Regions from separate parts of the Homo sapiens genome. Here all the other regions are linked to region 1. A link is a loop called in an ENCODE intact Hi-C map of the cell type or tissue named here. Cell type or tissue: PC-9. All regions are shown on one strand.

Region 1 (8,000 bases):
GACAGAGAGACACAGAGACAGAGAAGAGAGAGACACACAGAGAGACATAGAGAAAGAGAAACACAGAGAGACACAGAGACAGAGAAAAGAGAGAGACACACAGAAAGACACAGAGACAGAGACACACACAGAGACAGACAGACATATAGAGACAGAGACACACACAGAGACAGAGAGAAGAGAGAGACAGAGAGAGACACACAGAGACAGAGACACACCCACAGGGACAGAGAGAAGAGAGAGACACACAGAGACACACACAGAGACAGAGAGAAGAGACAGACACACACAGAGACAGACACACAGAAAAAGAGAGACATACAGAGACAGAGAAAAGAGAGACACATAGAGAGACACACAGAGACAGAGAGACACACAGAGACAGAGAGGAGAGAGAGATACCCACACAGACAGCAAGACATATAGAGATGGAGAGAAGATAGAGACACAGAGACAGACATACAGAGACAGATACTGAGAGAGACACAGACAGACAGACACACACAGACAGAAGAGACACACAGAGAGAGGAGAGAGAGGAGACAGAGACACAGAGGGAGAGACAGAGAGAAAAGAGAAGGAGGAGAGAAGCAGGGAATGAGAGAAGAGAGACAGGGTGAAAGGGGATGAGGCAGGAAGGAAGAGGGAGGGAGAGAGAGAAAGAGAAGAGAAGGAGATGGAAGAAAAGAGAGAGAATATAAAGATAAAATCCCAGCTGCCCTGGACGGGGTGGGCTGGGGATTCCACGCCCCATTCCATGGGGCTTTGCACTTGAAACCAGACTCTCCCACCTGAGTTCTGTTGCATCTGGAGCTTCAGATAAAACAAGATCACTTCTTAAGGATCACAAGGACCTGGGGATTTAGAAAATTGGATGATCCCACTTTTGCCAGGTTGCAACATTCTTCCTTTTCAAAGGAGTGTCCGTGAGTGATCTCCAGAGTAAGGTCCCCAACCTACATCAAGTAAAGGGAAATGAGAAGAAAAAATTCACACGGGCCGGGCGTGGTGGTGCCTGTCTGCAGTCCCAGCTGCTGGGGAGGCCAAGGAGGATCGCTTGAGCCCAGGAGTTCAAGACCAGCCTGGACAACATAGCGAGACCCAGTCTATAAAAAACAAAAAAAAAAAAAAGAAAAAGAAAAAAAGAAACCCACACGGGCAATGGAGAAGTAAACAGGATCATGGTCCCTGTTCTGCTGGCCAGGCCAGGCCAGGCCGTATTCTCAGCTGTCCCTCCCTGAAGCTCCTCCTTTGGGTGCACACGCTGCCCCTGAGCCACTTCAAGGAGTATCACTTCCTACTCTACCTGGTGGCCTGGAGCAGAAAGAGCCCCATCACCCGCCCTCTGGCTTTTCCAGCTTCCCATAGTTAACTGTCAGCGACCATGGAGCGCCCAGGGCAGAGTCCCCAGGCCCTGCATTTGCTGCTGTTTGCGTACACCGGGGTGTGCTGCTGGCTGTGGGGTCAGGGTCTCCTTGTCCCCCATGTGGACCCTGGGAGGGAATGAGCTGTCATTCCTACTTCTCACCAGTGCCCACCTCCCTCAGCTTCTGGGCAGGGGGCAGCACCTCCTCCCTCCTTGAAGTGGAGCATGGTCATTTGACTTGCTCCTGCAAATGAAGCCACCATTTTACTTCTGAGCAGAGGCACTGAGAGAAGTCCTCTGTTCCCACGGCCATGGACGATATTCCCAGGGGGTGGAGGCTCCAGCAGCCAGGACCACAGAGTGAAGGTGTCCAGAGGTACAGGACAGGCCCCTGACCCTCAAGGTACAAGGAGCAAGAAATACTTCCTTCTTGTTTTAAACCATGTAGATGCCAGGGGATGCTTGTTTCCCAGCATAACCATGCCTGAGCTAGCAGATACAGGAAGGAAGTATTATCTCCCTAAAGAAATGAGTGAAGTGACAACTGAAGGCCACAAACCCACTTCGTGACAGGACAGAGTTGGAGTCCAGGTTTTCAGGCCCAGGCAGGACCCTGGATCCTATGGAGAAACTTGGCTGAGCTGCACTCATTTCTTATGGGAAACACGAAAACCTCATTCTTAGGGTTCACGTCCTCCTGAGAGGGAGAGAAAGTTCATTTACAAAGGAGCAGAATCAGCTTGGTCCCAAGATCTCTCTGCAGCATGAAATGAAATGCCACTGGAGCAACAACACTCCAGCACACACTGAAGGATAGAGAACGTGACTCTAAATTCCATGCCCAGCGAGCTGCCTGCAGTGGGTGATGGCCGCAGAAGGGCGTGCTCTCAGCGGCAGCACACCCTTCTGGAAAAATATCCCTGAGGGGTGCACTCCAGCTGTGCCAGAGAGCAAGATGTGAAGACTTGCAAAAGGAGGCCATGGGGTGAGAGGTGGTGGTGATGAATGACTTCCATGTGAAGTCTTGCAAATTTGCTTATAAAGTGGAAAAATGCATATATGTCCTCAGCAGGTCACGTGGGAGGAGAGCCTAATGGTGGACATTTCTAGAGTCGATGCAGGTCCTGTGGTTTATGCTGTTTAATGCTCTGGGACCTGGGGTGGAGGGGGGACTCCTTTGCTCTGTTGGGCCTCAATTTCTCTGTTTATAAAAAAAAAGTGGCCTTTGGTCTCTCTAAGTTCTCTGTCGCCAGATGACTGGGGGGTCCTTCCACTATTTGGTAATAAGACTCCCCCCCCACCAACTCCCAGCTCCTGGTGTCTCACCAACATTCTGGATGTTTGGGGTGATGGTAAAAGGGTTTGTGTGCCTGCTGAGGAACAGTTTTATTCTGGGGACTTGGGGACACTCGTAGAAATTGTTTGAGGCCCCTTAGAGAATTGTAGAACCAGGATGCAGAGGCTGTGTTTGTGGTTTGAGCTGGTCAACTGGAGGAATCCAGGTTTCTGGGAACGTTGACCAGTGACTAAGTCCCATCCTTAGCTTGATGGCCCCCACCCCCACCCTGTCCCCAGATAGTGCCTATGGGGAAGCCTCGGGAAGGAACACTGCCCTTCCCCCTGCCCCGACACCACATCTGGGATGAGCCCCAAACCTCAGTTGGCTTTGATGCTGCAACTTTTTCCAAACCCTGAGCATGATTCACAGCCCAGACCGGCAGTGGAATTTCTGCAAACAGAGCCGGGGGCTCCGTCTGCGCTCTTGAGAGGTCCGCAGCTCCCACCTTCGGAATGGCCCGAGAAAGAGACTGGGAACGCGCGAGCCACATTCTTCCTGGATGAAACACTGGCCTTATCAGGAGGAAGTAATGACAAATGGCCTGAGCAGCTCCCAGCCAGGGGGCTGGCTCTTCTTAAATTTGCTTAGATGGATTTTCTTTGATGAGCCCAGCAATTATGGGAACCCGCAGGCCTGCTCAAGGCCTGCATCATTGCCATTTCCTGACAAAGACTGGATCATCCGTCCTTCCCATCACCGCCCCTTTCTTCTTGGAGGAAAAGCCTGCTGGTGTGGTGCGAGGATGGCGGGTGTTCCACCCTGCCCTGGGCCACCAACACCACGGCCAGGGCGGCCCCCCTGCAAGCACCGAGGGGGTCAGCTCCGTGTTCTGGCAGAGCCAGGAGAGAAACGAGGAACTCTTGTCTGGTTAATTGCTATGTGTATATATGACGATAAAGGCATGTCGGCCGGGCGCGGTGGCTCATGCCTGTGATTCCAGCACTTTGGGAGGCCGAGGCGGGCGGATCACAAGGTCAGAGATGGAGACCATCCTGGCCAACATGATGAAACCCCGTCTCTACTAAAAACAATACAAAAAATTAGCCGGGTGTGGTGGCGGGCGCCTGTAGTCCCAGCTACTAGGGAGGCTGAGGCAGGAGAATGGCGTGAACCCAGGAGGTGGAGCTTGCAGTGAGCCGAGACCACGCCACTGCACTCCAGCCTGGGCGACAGACTGAGACTCTGTTTCAAAAAAAAAAAAAAAAAAAAAAAAAAAGACATGTCGTGTTATCTGGTGCCTTTCACCTGGCAGGCAGGGCATCGTGGGCCAGCGCAAGGGCACCACACTCTGGCCCAGAGCACAGCGAGGCTACAGAGAAGCAGTGGCCTCCTCGGGCCTCCAGCGCCCAGGGAACAACAAGGCCACCATTGTAAAGGGTACAGAAGGTCAACTTTCCAAGTCTAGGCACAGAGGGCCACAGGGAGAGAGACCCAGAAGGGATGAGATGGGGGGAATGTCCTTGTGGGAATGTGAGTGTGGCTGGGATTCTGCTGAGCGCACAAAGGCAGACACAACGCAGTGGACTTGAACGGGCATCCCCCAGTGATAAAAGCCGTTGTCCCCCAAGTGATGTTCCTTGAGGTTAGACGGAGCCAGCCTCATGTTATAGGCCTGATATAGACCTGGGGCACAGTGGACACTGGATGGGTGTTTGAATGCATGAAGAAGTAAAAAGAAGAAAAAAGGAAAGAAAGAGAAAAAAAGAAAGAATGAAAGAAAGAAAAGAAGGAAGGAAGGAGAGAGAAAGGAAGGAAGGAAGGAAAGAAAGAAAAAAAGAAAGAGAGAGAGAAAGAAACAAAGGTAGGGAGGGAGGGAGGGAGGGGAAAGAACGGAAAAGGGAGGGAAAAATAAGAAGGGAAAGGGAGGGGAAGAAAAGAAGGTGGGGGAGAATTTTCACTGGCAATGTGGTTCCCTCTCTCTCCTTCTCCATAGCTCCCTCCCCTCATGGCCTTCTTGGTGTTCCCAAGCTCCCACTCTGGGTCCCGGAGCCTTAGAAGGTTTGAGCTGTGCTGATACTCATTCTGGATACACACCGAGTGGAAGCGATTCTCACTGGAAATTAGGAGGAACAATTGCCCAGCACGTCACAGCTTGCAGAGCCTCTTCGACTATCAGCATTTTATTAGGGCGCCCCTCAAACAGCCCTCTGAGGGAGGCTTTTCCCTACCTTCATTCCACCAAAGACTCCACGTTGTAGAAACAGGTTAGATGAACTGTGCAGGGCTAAGCTATCTCTAGGAGCGAGAATTTAGATGGGGTTTGTCTTGGAATTCAAATTCCATTCATGCACAATTTCAGTTCCATTCTCAAATCCAATCTCTCTCTCTCTCCCTCACACAAACTACACTGGACTCCTCTGTGTGTGCCCGTGGTGTGATCACAGCGAATGCTGCTCCAGTGTGCCAGTCTCTGCCGATCGACAATCAGCTGCAGTTAGGAACTCGCTTTGTCACTTCACGTTACATGGTGAACATTTTCCCTGCAGCTAAACAGTCCTCAAAGCCTGTTTATTTTTTTTCCTTTATTAGATCAGATGTGGGTGAGACCAAAGGTACGATTCATCTTGAGGCAGATTTCCCTCCAGCTGTGAGCCTGTGAAATCAAGCACGTTATGCTTCCAAAATTCAATGGTGGGACAAGTGTAGCACAGACACTCCCATTCCAAAAGAGATAACTGGTGAAGAAGACAGGATAACAGGCCCCAAGCACGCCCGAAACCCAGTGAGGCAGACTAGTCTTAGACTCAAGAATAATCGTTCAGGCCGGGCGCGGTGGCTCATGCCTGTAATCCCAGCGCTTTGGGAGGCCGCGGCAGGCCGATCACAAGGTCAGGAGATTGAGACCATCCTGGCTAACACAGTGAAACCTCATCTCTACTAAAAATACAAAAATTAGCCAGGTGTAGTGGCGGGCACCTGTAGTCCCAGCTACTCGGGAGGCTGAGGCAGGAGAACGGCGTGAACCTGGGAAGTGGAGCTTACAATGAGCCGAGATCGCACCACTGCACTCCAGCCTGGGCGACAGAGTGAGACTCCATCTCAAAAATAATAATAATGATAATCATTCCACCTTCCGCACACACTGGGGCAGGGACTGGGCTGCAAGGCTCCTCCGGCACCGCCCCTGAGACATTGCTGGGTGGCGTCTGTAACTCTCTTGGACTGAAATCACAAGCCAGTGGCTCTACTGGTCTGGGATGGAGAGGGAGCCCTGGCCCCACAGCTTGGCTCCCGCAGGCATTACCGCTATGGGCCTCTCTGTGGGGCCCAGCCCCTGAAGTCATGCCCTGTCTATGTTGTGGGTCGTGAACCTGTGTCTCCAGCTGGCTCCATCTTTAGAAATCTAGCTGGAGGCAGCCACAGCTCTGTAGCTCATGCACTGTGCAAACTGGCAAAGATAGCACCATGCAGACACAGCAAAGGTTCACCCCTAGGTCCCCAGAGAGCAGGGCCAGTGTGGCCTGTGCCAGGTCTGGGCCCAGTGGATTCTAAGCTAGAGTGGCCCCTTTTGAATCATCTTGGCCCCCAGGCCCTGGCATTCTGGGCCTGTGATGGGAGGGGCAGCTCCAGAACCTCTGAAAGTCTTCGGTCCACTCTTCCATTGTCTTAGACAACAGCTCCTGGCTTCAGTGTAGATGGAACTGTCTCCTTCTCAGATGGGAATGCAGCCACGCCTTGAGTGTCTTCTCCTGAATACACTTTCTCATTCTTTTCAATGAGGATAGACTAAGAATTTTCCGAAGTTAAAGTTTTGCTTCCTTTTTGATTACAAATTCCACCTGTCTAAAGTATTCCTCTCTTCTGGCATTTTACTCCAAGCATTGAGAGAAGCCAGGCTTCACTCTTGACACTGCTTAGCAATTTCTTCTGCCAAATATCCTGTTTCATTGCATACAAGTTCCACCTTCCAGAGAACACCCAGACGCGACACAATTCAGCCAAGTTCTTTGCCACTCGGTAACAAGGATGGCCTTTCCTCCAGTTTCCAATAAGTGCTCCTCATTTCCATCTGAGACCTCACAATCATGGCCTCTCCCGTCCGCATCCCCACCAATCTTCTATTCACAGCCACTTAGGTCATCTCCAAGAAGACTGAGGCTTTCTCTCCTGCTCTCCTTCCGAGCCCTCACCAGAATCATTCCCGACAGTCAGTTCACAGTGATGTGGGCTTTTCCTAGCACACACCTCAAAACTTTTCCAGCCTCTACCCATTATCCAGCTCTGAAGCTGCATCCACATGTCCAGGGGTTTGTTATACCAACAGCCCACTTCTCAGCACCTATTTTCCATCATAGTCTGCTGGGTCTGCTATAACAAAATACCCTAAGTCAGGTCACTTGAAAAAAAACAGGGGCTGGGCACAGTGGCTCATGCCTGTAATCCCAGTACTTTGGGAGGCCCAGGCAGGTGGATCACTTGAGGTGAGGAGTTTGAGACCAGCCTGGCCAACATGGTGAGACCCTGTCTCTACTAAAAGCACAAAAATTAGCCAGGTGTTGTGGCACGCACCTATAATCCCAGCTACTTGGGAGGCTGAGGCAGGAGAATCACTTGAACCTGGAAGGCAGAGGTTGCAGTGAGCTGAGATCGCACCACTGCACTCCAGCCTGGGTGACAGAGCAAGACTCCATCTCAAAACAAACAAACAAAAAAAACCAGGAATTCATTTCTCACAGTTCTGGAGGCAACAGATTTGGTGTTAGGTGAGGACCTGTCTCCTGGTTTACAGAAGGTGCTGATGCAAGGCAGGTGAGCCCCAAATTGGGGCTTAACCCACAAGAGTTCTTGGCTTTGCGCAGGAAAGAATTCAAGGGTGAGAGGACAGTGTTGAATAGCAACTTGTATTGAAGCAGCCATGCACACAGCAGCCGAGGTCCTGCTCCTTGCAGAGCAGGGCTACCCCATAGGCAGTGAGCCCAGAGTAGCAGCTCAGAGGCAGGGCTGCAGGCATATTTATACCCATTTTAATTATATGCAAATCAAGGAGCCGATTATGCAGAAATTTCTAGGAAAAGAGTGGTAACTTTCAAGTGGTCAGATGGTTGCCATGGCAATGGTAAACTGACAATGGCGCATTGGTGGGTGGGTGTGTCTTATGGAAAGCTCCCTCCTCTCCATTCCTGTTTTATTTAGCTTGTCCTCATTTCCTCTGGTGTCTGAGCCCCACCTCCTGAATCAAGCCCCGCCTCCTGAATCCAGCCCCACCTCCTGAATCGAACCCCACCTCCTGAATGGAGCCCTGCCTCCTGAATCAAGCTCCGCCTCCTGTCTCAGCACCTTCCTGCTGAATCCTCA
Region 2 (8,000 bases), 52 kb before region 1:
CAGCCAGCCTCGTCATTTCTCCCCTCAGCCACCCATTCTCAATTCCCTTCACCCCCGCCTGTTGCCTCTGCTGGTCTGGCCTTAAGCTGGGTGACCCCCACCCTTGCCCCTCAGGTCAGTGCCCCGGTCACCAGGCCCTTCTCCAACCAGCTCTTGCATCTGTCCTGTCACCCTCACACATGCTTAGGGGTGTGCGCAGAGTTGAAACTGTGTTCTTCCCTCCCCTGTTGTGTGGCAGCAGCACCCCACCCCCCCACGAGGAGCAGGCCCAGTGACTCCGGCTAAGAGGCCAATTTCCCGCTTCAGTGACCATCTCCTTCTTACGCTGCTGGTCTGTTGGCGTGAGGAGCCCACAGTGAGCAAGAGGCAGTCAAGGGAAACTGGAGGGGACTCTTCCTGTGTCTCTGGGGACAGCAATGCCTTAGGAGAAACTGGACTCCTGGGCTCACTGGGCCCGACGTTATGAAGACAGGAAGATGAGCTCCCTCACCCAATCACAGGGGTGTGGTGAGTGGGACCTCCCCTCTCCCTTCCCTTGGCTCTTAGACTGGTGTATTCTACCCTCTGGGTGCACAAGGCCATTAGATGGTCAGGGACGGGTGTCTGCCGTTCTGGAGAGGGGCCCCATCCTCGCTGGCAGTCTATGTCTGCTACTGCAACAAAACGTCTCAGGCTGGGTCATCTGGGGGCAGCAGACATTATTGCTGACAGTACTGGAGGCTGGGAAGTTCAAGATCAAGGAGGCGAAGGAAGGTTCGGTGTCTGGGGAGGGCCTGGTCTCTCACTCCAAGACAGTGCCTTGAATGCTGCATCCTCCGGAGGGGACACGTACTATGTCCTCACATGGTGGAAGGCAGGAAGGCAAAAAGGGGTCTAGCTAGGTCCCTTGAGCCCTTTTATAAGGACACTGATCCCATTCATGGGGCTGCAGCCCTTATAACTCAATCGCCTCTGAAGGGCCCCACCCTTTAATACTATCACATTGGGCCTTAGGCTCCAACATGTAAATGCTGGGGGGACGCACACGTTCAAACCATAGCACTCACCCTCCAGCGGCCTGTCTCCAAGTCAGAGTCTTGCAGCCTGGTCAAAAGGCCCCTCTGTCACCCGTCAGGCCAGCAGCTTCTGGGTGGAGCAGCCCTGTGCTGGGACCAGCGCAGCCGGTGGCGTGCGGGTAACTCTCACCTCCTCCCAGGCCCGCTCAGGGACATCGCGCGCAGAGCCAGGGTTTGGAGTATCTGCCCCGGGGAAGTCGACTCGGCGCGTGCTACAAAGTGGGTCTGTTTTCTAGGATTTTGTTTACCCCAGAGAGCTAAGATTGTTAAACATGTACTAGCCCAGCACTGAGTATATCTCACTTTCTGTGCCAAGCAGTGTGCGCATGCTTGTGTGTGTGCCTGCGTGTGTGTATATGCATGTGTGTGATTAAACACGTGTGTTACTGTGTTTCAACCTCACTGCTATCCCGTCTCATAGGTGTCATCTCCACCGATGAGGAGGCTCAGGTGAGTCAGGTTAGGCCCCTCCCCAAGGCCACGCACTTAGGATGTGGCAGAGCCGTTTGAGCCCAGGTATGTCCGACTCAGGAATCCTCCTTCTTAACCGCACTGACTACCGTATGTGGACAGTTGTGTTTCCCTTCTGGCTTCAGTACCTTCTGTGGCTGGCACCCAGACCATCTCTGACTCTGGCTATCCGTAGAATCCATGCTTCCATAAGTCTGTTCTCTCCGGGCCCCTCGGGAAGCGGGAGATCCGGGAGATCCAGGGTGCCAGAACACCTTCTTGGGCTCTCACCGACTTTCTCAGGCAGCTGGAATTCCGGGAACCCTCAGGTGGGCACAGGGCCAGGCCGCCCCTAACATCGTGAGCATCCGTCTGGGAGTCTACGCAGCCGTGGTTGTCCCTCTGTGCCAGCCTGAGGCTGGGGGTGGGGATGTTGTGGAGGGAGCAGGCCATGGGTCACTGGAGGAGCTGAGGGTGCCTCATACCATTTCTTTTGGGGACAGTTTGCCTCCAGAGTCCTGGCAGGGGGTTTGTGGGAGAAGGCAGGGCCCCGTTACCCCACATCAGCTGAAATAAAAGAAACATGCGGCACACACAGTCAGTAAGACAGAGCCACCGAGGCAGCCATCTGAGGGAAAGTGACATTTTCACTGGGCTCTCTCACCCTTGCTGAAGGGCACAACCTGTTTTGTTTTCAGCTGCAGGCTGGGTGGTGGAGGCTGGGTGGAGAAGGCTGGGTGGTGGAGGCTGGGTGGTGGATGCTGGGTGGAGAAGGCTGGGTGGTGGAGGCTGGGTGGAGAAGGCTGGGTGGTGGAGGCTGGGTGGCGAAGGCTGGGTGGTGGAGGCTGGGTGGAGAAGGCTGGGTGGTGGAGGCTGGGTGGAGGAGGCTGGGTGGTGGAGGCTGGGTGGTGGAGGCTGGGTGGAGAAGGCTGGGTGGAGAAGGCTGGGTGGTGGAGGCTGGGTGGTGGCGGCTGGGTGGTGGAGGCTGGGTGGTGGGTGGTGGCGGCTGGGTGGTGGCGGCTGGGTGGTGGCGGCTGGGTGGTGGAGGCTGGGTGGTGGAGGCTGGGTGGAGAAGGCTGGGTGGTGGAGGCTGGGTGGAGAAGGCTGGGTGGTGGAGGCTGGGTGGTGGAGGCTGGGTGGTGGAGGCTGGGTGGAGAAGGCTGGGTGGAGAAGGCTGGGTGGTGGAGGCTGGGTGGTGGCGGCTGAGGCCTCTCTCTGAAGGTCATCCCTGGCAGTGGTGGCTGTGCCTGGGACCCTCTTGCTTTCCCTGGGGGCCTCCCGGAGGAACAGCTCTATGGTGTTTCCGACCAATCCCCTTTCTTTGGGTCTTGCTGGTTATAAAATGGGAATATTCATTTCAAGTGCCGAGCCAATGCATATTCTTTTCCCACCATCATAAAAGACTTGCTTCCTAATGACAATAACCTTCATTGCAGGCCGTCGATTGTCATCTCTGTTTGTTTTTCCACTCCACCTTCTCAGCTCCTGTGCCACCTCCCACCCCACGTCTTGTTGACTTCATGTTTATCCTTCACTCACTCAACAAGCACATGTGTCCTTAGTGATGCCCCTGCAGCCCCTGTCCCATCTGGCACTGTGTCATTCAGGTGTTCCCGCCTCCCCGGACACCTCCTTCGGCCCCCTCTCCTGGGTGTTCTGGACAACTGCGGCCACGTGTCTGCTTTGCTCCAACTCTGAGTGGTCTCAGGCAGGTCCTTGCCCCTCTGAGTTTCAGTTTTATTTATAATGTAGAGAAACGGAGAACTTGTTTCATAAATGATCCTCACCAATTCCACGTGGTGGCCCAGAGGGCTGTGTTGAGAAGGACTCTGAGGAGCAGCCCAAAATTGACAGGAGGGAGGGCTGACCAGCAACGTGTGTTGTGAGAACAGGAGGGAAGGGGGCCAGGTGGACACTGGCTCTTTGCTGTCCTTGGACTGGATGGTGCTTCAGCACCTGCATCTCTCCGCCTCTTCACACCTGTCCCGCTTTACATCCTCCGTGTGGGAGACGTCACACCCACCTTCAGTTTAGAGCTGGGGCCGCTCTGTTCCCCAGGGCCGCAGCTGCGGGGCAGAGCTGGTTGTCAACTGCGTGTGAGGGTGGAATCGAAGGGGTCCTCTGTGCTGGAGGACCCCGTCCTGGAGAAGCAAAAGGCTGAGTCGCTGAGTTTTCGGGTCTTGGCTCCCTGCCCATGGCCCCTTTTCCCAAGTAGAGACCCCAGTGGTCCTGGGAGCCGCCCTGCAGAAGCCCTGCCATGACCTGGCATCCTCCGCAGGTGAGGGAGCCGGCCTTCCACCTGGAGGGGGCAGAGGGCAAAGGCTGCAGAGCCTCCGCCGCGTCAGCCGCTGGTTGAACGGTCCAGGCGTGCGCGCATCCCTCGCAGCCGTCGACACACAAACAGGCTGGTCTGACGGGACAACTCTCCACTGAGTTCAAGCTCAACAGGCTCAGATGAGACCCACAGACCATTATGTGTTTACATCTGGAACTTTCTTTTTCCTGCATGTGGCCCCCTTCCTGCACAAAAGGTTGGTCTTCTTCATCTCCCAAAATCCATACGGCTTGGCATAGGATAGAAGCACAGACAATGATTTCTGCGATTGATTTATTTTCCCTTGTAACTAAATGCTGAAGTGACAGTAATATAAGCCAGCCCTAGGGGATCTAATTCAGTGTCCTGATTGATAGGACAGCAAACTTGGTCTTGCTCTTCATCTCAGGGAGCCCAGACTCCCCGTGGACAAGGGGCCGAGAGGTTTGTGCAGCCTTCTCTGCCTTGTTTCACGCCGGCCAGTGGCTGGTCTAGGAGGGATCCTTCCCCCACCCCCCACCCCAAGTCTATTTCAGACCCACCTCCTGCTGACTCTGCTCCATCGAGAAGAGCTATAAATCAGCCTTCCTTCTGGGGTGATTATAAAAATCACTCTATTAGCAGTTGACTCACAGTCTAAAAATGTGCTCATGGCATAGTTGTGGCCACTGAGCCTGGTTCGGTGGGACAGGCCCCAAGCCCCAGCCCGCGCCTTTCTGCAGGAGGACTTCCCTTTCCAAGCACGCGCGCTGCCGCCAGAGCCTTCCGGCCGACCCGCCGCGGTGCCCTTCCTAGCGACGGCCTGTGATGTTCCTTAGCCACGGGGCTTGGCCCAGACCCGCTAGAGGGGGAACGAGGGAGGAAGCCATCTGGGGAGGAATCAGAGTTCAGACGAGAAAGGAAATTGCCCTGAGATGATTGAAATGGCAAGGAGAAGGGAGAACCTGGCCAGTCCAGCTGAACAAGCGGATGTGGGGTCGGGGGTGGCCTGGGGTCCCTGTCCTGGCTTTGGGTCTCCCTTGTACCCATGTAGTACTAGTACTACTACTACTCAGTGACCAGCTCTGCTGACACTGGGGTCCGGCGGAGTCTGAGGGACTGGAGGGAGGCTGCCTTGTCTTCTTCCACCTCCCTGGGTGCCAGCTGGGTGGGGCAGGCATGGAAAGCCCTCTGCAGATGTGCAGGTCCCCCAGGAACAGAATGGGGGTTCTAGGTGAGTGTGACCGGGGGCTTCCATGTAACCCCACTACAGTGACCTGAAAACAGGACCAGTAACCCCAGATCAACCGCCAGCCACACCCTGGGCACCATCTCCCCCAGAAGTCCTTTGGTGCCCCAGGGCCAGCACCTGCTAAGGTGAGAATTGGGACCACCTGTGCCCATGTCCCTCAGCCATGCTTGCCCTGGCTTGTAGCTCCCCAGGACAGGGCTGGGCCTTTGCCTCGGGTGGGGTCCCTGCAGCTGGCTCCGTACTGCTGGCCACACCTCAGGACTTGGTGAGCCTTTGAACACTAAGTTCTGAGCTCAGGGGGCTCAGCATTTTAGACTTTGGTTTTGCTGACACTCCTGACCAAGTGCACTTTCCCCTCTGCAGAGCCAGACTGTGGCTTTTCCCTTTTGGGCAGTGGAAGGGGCGGGCCAGAGGCTGGGTCAGGGTAGTGGAGAGAAGAGCCCCAACCAGCTGTGGCCCGTGATGCAGTGCCTGGGGCTGACCCGGGGCTCCAGCTCAGCCTGGGCCTCAGCCGCGTCAGATCCCCACCAGGCCTCCTCCTGGGTCCCAAGGGGCTTCCCTGCTGTCGGCAGTACCAGCAGCTGCAGTTTGATTTGGGGCAGAAGTCAGGGTGGGCTGTGTCCAGAGAGTCACCCTGAGTGGCCTGTAGGCACAGCATTGCTCGGAGATGGCGCTCACCCAACCTTCATGCAGCAGGCACTTCTTGAGTGCCCAGCATGTGCCAGGCCTGGCGCGGCCCGGCTGGCCCAGTGCGAGTGTGGACCAGCCCTCCTTGTTGGGACAGGCAGGCTGGGGAGAGGAGAGCAGGGGCCCGAGGCCGGCATTCTGCACTTTCCATCCCCTCCTCCTGGGCTCCCCGCTTCCTGGGAGGTCCGGGCAGGAAGCCGGGCAGAGCCCACCCCCATGCTCTCAGACTTTTGACAAGTGCTCCCCTTGATGCCAGGCTGTGACGGTGAAGACGCCACTCCCAGCAAAGTCAGAGTGATCTTCTTCCTGCCTCCCCAGGTTCTCCAGCCCCTCAGTGCTCCCTGGGGAATAGCAGCTCATCAGGGGTGCCGTCCAATCCCCAATGGGGTTTCCTGTGCGGCTCTGGAGGGCTCTGGTTCCCTCGGTCTCCAGAGAAACATGTGAGGACAGCGATGGTTTTGCAGTTTCTGGCGCCGCCCGCAACACAACTCCAGGTTAATAAGAAGAGAAAGCCTCTCCTTTCACTTTCTTGCCGAATGCCTTTCCGGGCAAAGAGAAGGGGAGGAAGAGGAAGGCTGGGGAGGGGGAATTCATTTCCCAGCAGGGGATGGGGGCTGTCAGCCCTCGGGGGGCCTGGGTGGGTCTGAGGGAGACACAGAGCCTGGGAGTCCTGCAGGCCTGGCGGAGTGAGCAGGGGGGTGTGGGGGCTGGGAAGGTGGGGAGACAGGAAGGCACTTCAGGGGACCCAGGTGGGCCGATGCCCTGTGGATGGAGGGCACTCCGGAGGCCCAGCAAACAGAAAGCCAGAGATGGACAATGCTGGGAGGCGGGCGTCTAGGGTGTCAGGATCTCTAGGCTGCCAGGACGTAGAGGAGCTATGAGCGGCACAGCCCGCTGGGGTTGGTGGGAGGTGGCTCCGCAGGGGCCTGTCACTTGGGCTTGAGAGAGATTTGGGTTCCAGACTGCCTTGACTGTGACCTTGCCCTGGGGGTCAGTGCCTCATCCGAGAGATGGACTGACTCCCCCTGCTCTGCGCTCGTCACCTGCTGGGAGGCTCAGGTGAGACGGTTTGGGTGACAGCAGCTCGGGTGCTGAGGTGTCCAGTTCTGCAGGACTGAGGAAGCGCCGCTGTTGTGGACGCCGCACCTGCCTTGGGCACTGTCTGTGTAGAGCGCTGCCCAGGCGGAGCCCTGGACTGACAGGGCCCCCCTTGCTCTCCTACCCATCCAGACCAGCAAACAAGCCCTAAGGTGGACAAGTGCCACAGCGACTCAAGGGCACCTCCATCGTGGTCCACACAGTGAGCCTTGCCCCCATCTATGCCATGGCAGGCATCACCAGCCCCTCCCTGCACTCACAGCATTGGCCTCCTCCCTGCTCGGCTCTGCAGCCAGCCATGGAGGCTCCACCCCCAGGCTTGCAAGGCAACCTCCGCTGGCTGTCCTGGCTGGGCCCTCCATGGCCTGGGCTCTGCGGGCCAAGCACGAGCTGACCTCTGTCTCCTGAGGACAAGCGTGCTGGGTGGGGATCAGAGGAAGATCGCCTGAGAAGGCAGAGGAGGTCTCACTGGGGCATCTGGGGACCAGACGCGGGAGGCTGAGCTCATCCACATGCTGGGCCAGCCGCTCTCCCCAAGGCCCTGGAGACAGTCTGAGCCCAGCCAGGGTGGGGCTAGAATCATCCAGATAAGCCCAAAGGCTCAGTGGTCCACAGATGATGGGTCCAGCCATGCAGAGTGGCTGGTGGCTGTGCCAGGTCCTGGGTTCGTGGATACTCTGGGCACAGGAAGCCTGGGAGATCTCAGGGAGGCCCCTGAGGATAGCGAGGTGGGTGGAGGGCATCATAGCATCCCAGCACCCATCCTACGCTGTGTGACCTTGGGCAGCTCGCTTGCCGTCTCTGGGCGGCTGTTTCCCCATTTCTGAGTCTATCGTGTTCCTCAGTGGTCACTGTCTCAGTGGATGCTGCCTTCTAGGCCAGCAGTTGTTAAAACCGCACAGCTGCAGGGACGGCTGAGGGAACAGGACCCAGTGATATGGAAACATGTGGGAAGGCATTGCAGGAAGTCATGGAAAGAGCACAGGAATTTTCTCTGAGCCACAGAGCTGGGCAGAGGGGGCAGGGCATTTTGAGAACCTTTGATAAATTACTTACCATGTTCTGGAAGGAAGGCTCTTAGAGCCAGCTGGGGCTGCAGGGGAAAGCTGACCCATGTGTTTCCCCATGGGAATGGGAGACCCACAGGAGGGTAGGGACTTGTCGA
Region 3 (8,000 bases), 67 kb after region 1:
GCCAGGGACAGTCCCAGCCTGGCATGCGTCTTCCTCTTCTCTCTCCTGGATGACTGAGAGCTCGTGAAGGTCAAGGCCTTTGCCTCTCTTGTTTGGCCTCAGGGTGGGGTAAGCTAGTTTGTCCTTTCTCTACCAGGGGGCTCCCTCACTGGGGGTGCCTGGAGGATGGAGTGTGGCTAGCCCATCGTGACCCTTTTCTTCTGCCAGCGGGTATGGGGACACAAACCTGGGCTGGCCTTGATTCAGCACTGAGTCTGTGAGATTTGGGGGAGTAGACTCTTTGGGACTCAGTTTCTTCACCTGTGCGATAGGGTAAAACATTTTGGTCCTTCATTAAATTCACTATTTTCTTCTTTCACGGTATACATGTTGAGCTGCCTTTGCAAAATAACTCACATCTCCTCGAGGATGGGGATGACATGACCCCAGTGCTGATGACAGGGTGATGACACATAACCATTTTTTGATTACTTCCTGTGGGTCTGGCATTGATCTCTAGACATTATGTTTCAGTCATCGGGCATAATGACGAGCTTGTTTTAGAAAAGAGGAACATGAAGGAAATTGCCAGGAACCATACGACTGAGAGCTGGGACCTTGGATCTAGCTGCTTATGGTGACTTTCCCAGCACAGAACTTCTGTGGGCTCAGTGCCTGTCCTGTTATTTGATGTTCACCCGTGGAATGGATGCACACACATTGTACCTTATTCACAATTGGCAGCATCCTGGCCATGCATGGCACCTGTCCCTAGCCTATCTGGTGGGCACTGGAGGTTTGGAAATGCCTCCAGGCCCTCTCAGGATCAGTGGCTGTGGAACGCTGACCACCAGGGCCTTCTTCAGGGAGTCAGAGGGACAAAGGATGTGACAGCATTTGCAGTGGGATGGGCTCTGTTTGGTCACTGGTGCTCAGCAGTTGATGGCTTGGAAGTGGTGTGGCCGGTGACCTCCAGCCCTGCCAGCACCACCCCACACCCTGGTGCTCACTTGTCACTCATAACTGCACCATCTCCATGCACTGCCCCACTAGGGCCTCACCTTGGTGTCCAGCAGCAGGGCCACCTGCTGTCGCTAGGCTTATCTCTTTCCACATCACAGGTATCCTTGCAGTCTTCCTTTCTGGCTGATTCTCTGCTTAGAGGTGCCCCACCTCCCAGGAAGCCAGCCCAGACACAAGATTTGAAGGTCCTTCACCTGGAAGTCCTCAGGCACAGACAGTCATGGGAGGGGGTGACAAGTGCCTGACTCTAGGACAGGGGGCTCTGTGGAGCAATAGGGATCCGTTCATCCTAGAAAAGGAGCTGAAATCCCTCACTTCCTAGGGCGTTTTGTGTCTTGTTTCTATGCAGTCCCTGCTGGAACATGACATTTCCCCCAAACTTCAGCCTCTGCTCTTCCTACCAGGTAGGCTGAGCTGGTCTGTTGTGTTGGAACACAGAGCTGTGAGGGGTGGGAAGGAGTTGAGACCTGCTCATCCACCTTTTCAGCTGACAGTGTTGTGGATGTACCAGGCACTTTGGGTCAGTCATAGCCCCAAATGTCAGAAGCAAAAAGGTGAAGTGTGGTCCCTGCTCTCGAGTCCTGTGTCCTGCTGGGATTGGACAATCAGAAGATCTTGTGATCCATGTGGAATTGCTATCCTGTAGGCCAGAATGATCAAACATTGGCCATTTCACATGGTTCAATCTAATGCTATAAGAATAAACACATAGGATGGCCACTGATCCAGCATGAGGCTTAAGGAGCCCTTTCAGAGGTAGCAATGTCTAAGATGAGGTCTAGGAGATGAATAGGAATTCACCAAGAGTGGGAGTCGGGGGAAGAGGAGGATTCCAGGTCTGAGGAACAGAATGTGCAAACGCCTGATCACTGTGTGATCTTGGTCTTTGCGTGAGGCATTTAGCTTGGCTATCACTCAACACCAGGTAGGGTAGCAGGAGAGAACAGCAAGAAATTGGGTGCCTTAAATTTAGTTTAAATCAGCAAAGGTGTATTGGTGTCTTTACCCACCCATTCATCCATCAATGCATCCATCCATCCATCTATCTACTTGTCCATCCATACCATTAATCTACCCATATATCCATGTATATACCAACCCATCCATCTAAACTATAAATCCATCCAATCAGACACCCACTCACCCATCCATCCAACTGTTCTTCCATCCGTTCACCTGTGCATCCATATCATTAATCTACCCATCCATCTGTCCACCCATTTGTCCATACTCCATGTGTCCATATACTCATGTACCCATTCACTGTTCATCCACCTGTCCACCCACCTATTCATTCAACCAACCATCCAACTGTCCTTCCATCTATGTATCCATTCATCCATCCATCTACCCATTCATCCATCAATCCATCCATCCATCCTTCTGCCCATCCAATCATCCATCCTTCCACCCACCCACCCATCCATCCATCCATCCATCCATCCATCCATCCACCCACCCACCCACTCACCCAACCATCCATCCCATTTATCCATTTACTCACCTATCCATTCATCTACTCATCCTTCCATCCATCCATCCACCCATCCTTTCACCCATTGATCCAGACCATATATCTATTCAATCACCCACCCATCCACCCTCCCTTCCACCTACTCTTCCTTCCTTCCCTCCCTCCTTTTCCCTTTCACTTTTCCTTTCCCTTTCCCTTTCCTTTTCCCTTCCCTTCCCTTCCCTTTCCTTCCCTTCCCTTCCCTTCCCTTCCCTTCCCTTCCCTTCCCTTCCCTTCCCTTCCCTCCCCTCCCCTCCCCTCCCCTTCCCTTCTCCTTCCTTCCTTCCTTCCTTCTTTCCATCCCTTCTTCCATCCATTCATCTACACATCCATTCATCCATCCATCCACTTATCCACCCATCCATTCATCTGTCCATGATTTTGTCATAGCACTGGGCTGCCTCCTCTACCATAGCGATTGGCATTTTTGTGTTAGGGTGGTTTACGACCATCTCAGACTTCCACTGTCTACACTAGGCGGCCAGGAGTGGCTAACTTACTAGTTTCTGCAGTGCTTTGAATGGTACCAGATACAACTAGATTCTCAAGCTGTTTTGTTGGCTTGAACTGAGAGACAAGAGAAATCCAGTTGCAGCAGCAGCCGACGGTACAGTCAGAATCATCATGAGGTGCTGAGTGCTTTTTAAGAGTTATGAGAGGAGGCAGCCTACCACGCCGGAGGAAGTGGGGATGTGGAAGTAACCCTGGCTCTCCGCAGAGGTGGGGTGTGGATGGGAGGGGAGAAGTGAGGAGAGCATTCCTGTTGACAGTAAGACATAAGACAACTCCATGGTGGGAACTGAGAACTGGGAATTTAAAGTCCACATGTTCCTGGATATTGGCTTATAGATTCAGAGACGCAACTCATTCTCCAAATAACTTTGTTAACTTTTCTTGACTCTAAAAGGAACGCATACTCATTATAGTACATTTGGGAAATATCAAAATGACTTTATTTTCCTTTCCTCACATTTTTTCTTTGCATGGTTGAACTCATGTGCAGAAACGGTGTTGTGCCCTGCACTTAGACACAGAGATTTTCTGATGTCATTATCAGCTCTTTGTAAATATCTCAACGGCTGCTGAACATTCCACCGCATGTTTGTATCATAGTTTTCTTAACTGTTCCTCTCATGTTGGGTTTGGGTTGTTTCCAATCGTTTGCTGTTATAAATGACACTTGGATGAACATCTTTCTGATAAATCCTTTCTGTCTCTCTGATTATTTCCTTAGGGCGGATTCTTAGACATTGACTCACTGCATCCAAGCATAGGGACATTTTAAAGCCTTTTTATTGCAGAATTACATTCCAACCAACAGGCAGTTGTCACCTGAGCAACTGTGCCCCAGGCAGTGTTATCCTTAGGTGTTAAACCCAGGTGGACCCCATGTCCGAGAACTGGGGCTGCTCACCCATGCTAAGCCAGTTACTTCCCCCTCTCTGCTCCTAGAGAGGCAGTGGGGAGCTGTGATTTAATGCTTGGGCCCTGGTGTGATTGTTTCCTGGGCCTGTGGCACGTCTTGGAGACCCTTTTAGGCAAGCCCCCGGGTCGTTGTCTGGAGGATGGAGCAGCACTTCCTGCTCCACAGGCTGTCCCGAGAAGCTGAATTACTCTTAAGAGTGGAAACTCACATGCATGTAGAGCTTTAGACCTCTCCTCCCATTGAGTCAGAAAATGTAAGGGAATCTTCTAGAACCCAGCAGACATTCACTAGATGCTCATTACTTTCCCCTCCTTCCCTCCCTTTCTCTGGCCATCTGTGTGCTGAGTCCCCACTGCGGTGATGGAGTGGACAGCTCTGTCTGTGTGGGGGTTCTGCTGACTTGCGGGTCTTCTCCCCACCTGGTGGCTGCACTAAACGCATGTGCCTGGGCCTGCCTTCCACACTGAAATACCACAAGGCCGGGAGGGAGCTGATGTCTGGAGGTGGCTGGTAGAGAGGTGGGCCTGGGCTGCTGTGAGGAGACGTGAAGTCGGGGCCTGCTGCAGCTTTGGGGCCGCAGCCTGACTCAGTCGTCTGGGGCAGCAGGTTGGATTCTTGCAGATGGATTTTTTCAGTGTGAAAATGAGCTCCATGTGGCCCCACACACTTGTGCTTCACCCACTTCTGGGAGGGCAGACGGAGCTGTTCAGACAGCTCCTGCGCATGAGACACCTGGAGAGCCCCCAGCTGCCCACCGCGGAGGGGACCTTGAAGCTTGGCTCCATTAACCCACTGGGTGTGCAGACTCACAGGGGAACGTCAGCTCCAAGTCCTGCCCCCAGTGCACCAATGTGTGGTGCATCCTTTGTTGCGTCTCTGGGATCTCGCACAGTACAGTTATGTGTTCATTCAGGGCCCATGTAGCTGGTTTTGAGTCCATTTCTAGTGTTTTGAAAACTTGCAAAGCTCTCGTAATTGAAAAATGCCTCTGGTCCCGGGGAAGTAATGTAAAATATTCCTCCCAAAGGTCACAGTGACCCACCACAATGTTCCTTTACTTGCATCAAAGAACTGAATAAAATAATTTCAGAGCTGAGTCAGCAGAGCCAGAGAGGAACCCCACTGGGCTCACCCGCAGCTCTAAAGTGGCTCCCCTCGGATGGGTGTGAGGAACCACACATCTGGACGAGTGCGTGAAGGGTTGAGTGGACAGAGAGGGGCTTTCATTTGTAACTGGAAGTGTATTCCTTTTAGCTTCCTCTATCACGTTGTCTGTTTTGCAGCATTTAATAGGTGCTAAACCATCTCCCGGGGCCAATTTCCTTGTATTTCTAAATCTGCCCGTTGTAATGAAACCGTAAAGGCAAGTGCTGTCCGATGCCAGGGCTGGGGAAGAACAATGAGCCAACAGGCGCGTTTGTCTTTTGTCCACATTCCACAGTTTTGTCTGAAAGGGCAAGTGCAAGCTGCACTTGGGCCTGACCAAGGGCCCTGTGAGGACACTTGGTGTGGGGGGGCCCACTTCAAATGTCACACTCCTGGGAAGTGGAGACATTCCTGAGAAGTGCAAATGCAGTTTTGTTTTATAAAGGCCAGTTAAAAATTGCCCATTATCAAGGCAAAGGCCAAAGATCCATGACTGTCTTGCAGCTTCAGTTAGATATGGAGAGATGTTAAATATCTATGTACTTAATTATGTAATGCAATTTCCTGCTAGATGCCAATTGGCATTTATTATTCCATTCATTTGTTATAAAAGCAATATGTGTCCATGATAGAAGTGTTAAAAGCTACCAAAAAGTATAAAAAAGAAGATGAAAATGAGTCATAATGTCTTATTTGTTTAAACCATTATGATGGTGATGGTGATGATTATGATGATGTTAATGATGTTGGTTTCTATTAAGTATAACCAAACACATTACTAAAGGAACATTTTGATGTATTTACTTTCTACTATTTGTTCCATGCCTGTATTTGCAAAATTGGGATTACATACTACTTTGTAGTAGTTTTAAACTTAAAACATGATGAGCAAATCTCAATAAATTAGGAATAAAAGAGAAGCCCCTCAATTTGATAAAGGACATTCATGTAAAATCCACATACTAAATGCTTTCACCCTAAGATCAGGAACAAGGCAGGAACGTCTGCTCGTATCACACCTATTAACATTGTATGGAGATCCTAGCTGGTGAAATAAGGTAAGAAAATAAAATAAGAGGCATATTGATTGGAAAGGATGAAGTAAAACTGTCTTTATTTGCAGATCACATTAGTGACTATGTGAAAAAAATTCTAAGGAATCTACAAAATAACTTCTAGAACTAAAAAGTTTAGCATGGCGACAGAATACAAAGTCAATTTACAAAAATTCATTGTATTTCTAGATACTAGCAATGAACAGTTAGAAACAGGAATTTAAAAAGCTGTTACAACAATATTAAAAATATAAAATACTTAGAGATATATCTAATGAAAATATGCATGACTTATTCACTGATGATTACAAAATATTGCATAGATAAATCAACGAAGATCTTAAGATTTAAATGCAAAGATATACCATTCTCATGGACCAGAAGACTCAATATTGTTAAGATATTATTCCACCTCGACTTGATCTATAGATTCAATTCAATGTCAATTAAAATCCCAGCAGGCTTTTTAAAAATAGAGATTGATAAGATGATTCTGAAATTTATGTGGGGATGCAAAGGACCTAATATAACCAAAACAATTTTGAAAAAGAAGAACATCGGAGGGCTTATGCTTTGTGATTTTGAGACTTGCTCTAAAGCTATAGTGATGAAGACAGTGTAGTGTTGACAGAAAGACATATAGACCAATGGAATAGAATCAAGTCCAGAAATAGACTCACATGTAAATAATCTTTTGGTTTTCCATAAAAGTGCTAAGATGCTGCAGTGAGCCGAGATCACGCCACTGCACTCCAGCCTGGGCAATATGGCGAGACTCCATCTCAAAAAAAAAAAAAAAAATGCTAAGATACAATGGTGCTGAAACAACTGGATATCTATTTGCAATAGAATAAGCCATGACCCTTACCTCAAATAATATACAAAAATTAAGATGGGTCATGTATTTAAAGGTAAGATTTAAAACTTTTATAAAGCATAAGACAAAAGAGAAAATCTTGAGTTTTTTTACCTTGAGTTAGGCAAAGATTTCTTAGATAGGAAACAAAACTATGAGCCATTAAAAGATTAAAAAGCTGATAAATCAGACTTTATTAAAACAACACCTTATACTTTTCAAAAGACACTGTTGGAAAATGGAAAGGTAATAAGATTGGAAGAAAATGTTTATAAAACACATATCTGATAAAGAACTTATGTCTAAAATGCATAAAACATGGTCACAACTCCACAGCATGGAGGCAAATGACCCCACTTAAAACTGGGCAGAAGATTCAGACAAATGTTCCAGAAAAGAAGACAGAGGCGTGCCAACATGCATCTGAAAAGATGTTTGTCAGGGTTAGTCATTGGAGAAATACAACTTAAAACCATAAGGACATACTGCAAAAGTGTGAGTGAGGATGTGGAAAAACTATCACCCATTCTTGGTGGGGATGCAAAGGGGTGCAACCACTTTGGAAAACAGTTTGGCTGTGTTTTATAAGATTAGCCCTTCCTTTACCACAGGACAAAGTAATTCCATGTATAGGCATTCATCCAAGAGAAATGAAACATGCGTCCATACAGAGACATGTATGTGAGCACTCATGTGCTGTGTTATTGCAATAGCCTCAAGCAGGGAGCAGCCCAAGTGCCCACCTGGTACGGGGACAAACAAGCGGGAATACTGCTTGGCAACAGAAGGCATGAGTGCCCGAACAGGGTGGCACGAAAGCACTGTGCTAAGCGAGAGAAGCAGACACGAAAGACGCAGGGGACACGGTTCCATTTATATGACATTTGAGAAAAGGCAGAACTGCAGGGACAGAAAAAAGATGAGTGAGGAGAGAGACATAAGGGAACTCCTGGGGGTGATGGACATGTTGTGTATCTTGATAGTGTGTGTGTGTGTTGGATG

What was found. Peaks named below come from ENCODE experiments on the same cell type or tissue, not always from the same donor. Only the 100,000 strongest peaks of a DNase experiment are listed, where the experiment ranks them.
Region 2: it touches region 1 in a loop (7-fold over the local background); 4 of 110 quality-filtered maps call a loop at or near these places.
Region 3: a loop joins it to region 1, with 3 times the contacts of the local background. A loop is called at or near these places in 2 of 110 quality-filtered maps.

Annotation. Positions count from the first base shown.
Region 1 is chr9:134,599,623-134,607,622 of GRCh38, forward strand. No RefSeq gene overlaps it. Among named protein-coding and RNA genes, the nearest start is that of COL5A1, 38 kb to the right of the region's middle. RefSeq lists enhancers at 2,687-3,599, 3,600-4,511. In PC-9, no CTCF peak of the experiment used is centred here; a DNase peak (open chromatin) is centred at 3,199; H3K4me3 peaks cover 333 bases; H3K27ac peaks cover 1,568 bases.
Region 2 is chr9:134,547,667-134,555,666 of GRCh38, forward strand. No RefSeq gene overlaps it. Among named protein-coding and RNA genes, the nearest start is that of COL5A1, 90 kb to the right of the region's middle. RefSeq lists enhancers at 5,243-5,764, 5,765-6,285, 7,149-7,751. In PC-9, no CTCF peak of the experiment used is centred here; a DNase peak (open chromatin) is centred at 4,505; H3K27me3 peaks cover 2,825 bases.
Region 3 is chr9:134,666,534-134,674,533 of GRCh38, forward strand. The region is part of intron 1 of COL5A1 (collagen type V alpha 1 chain); the gene reads left to right. Among named protein-coding and RNA genes, the nearest start is that of COL5A1-AS1, 18 kb to the left of the region's middle. In PC-9, no CTCF peak of the experiment used is centred here; a DNase peak (open chromatin) is centred at 3,778; H3K27me3 peaks cover 1,706 bases.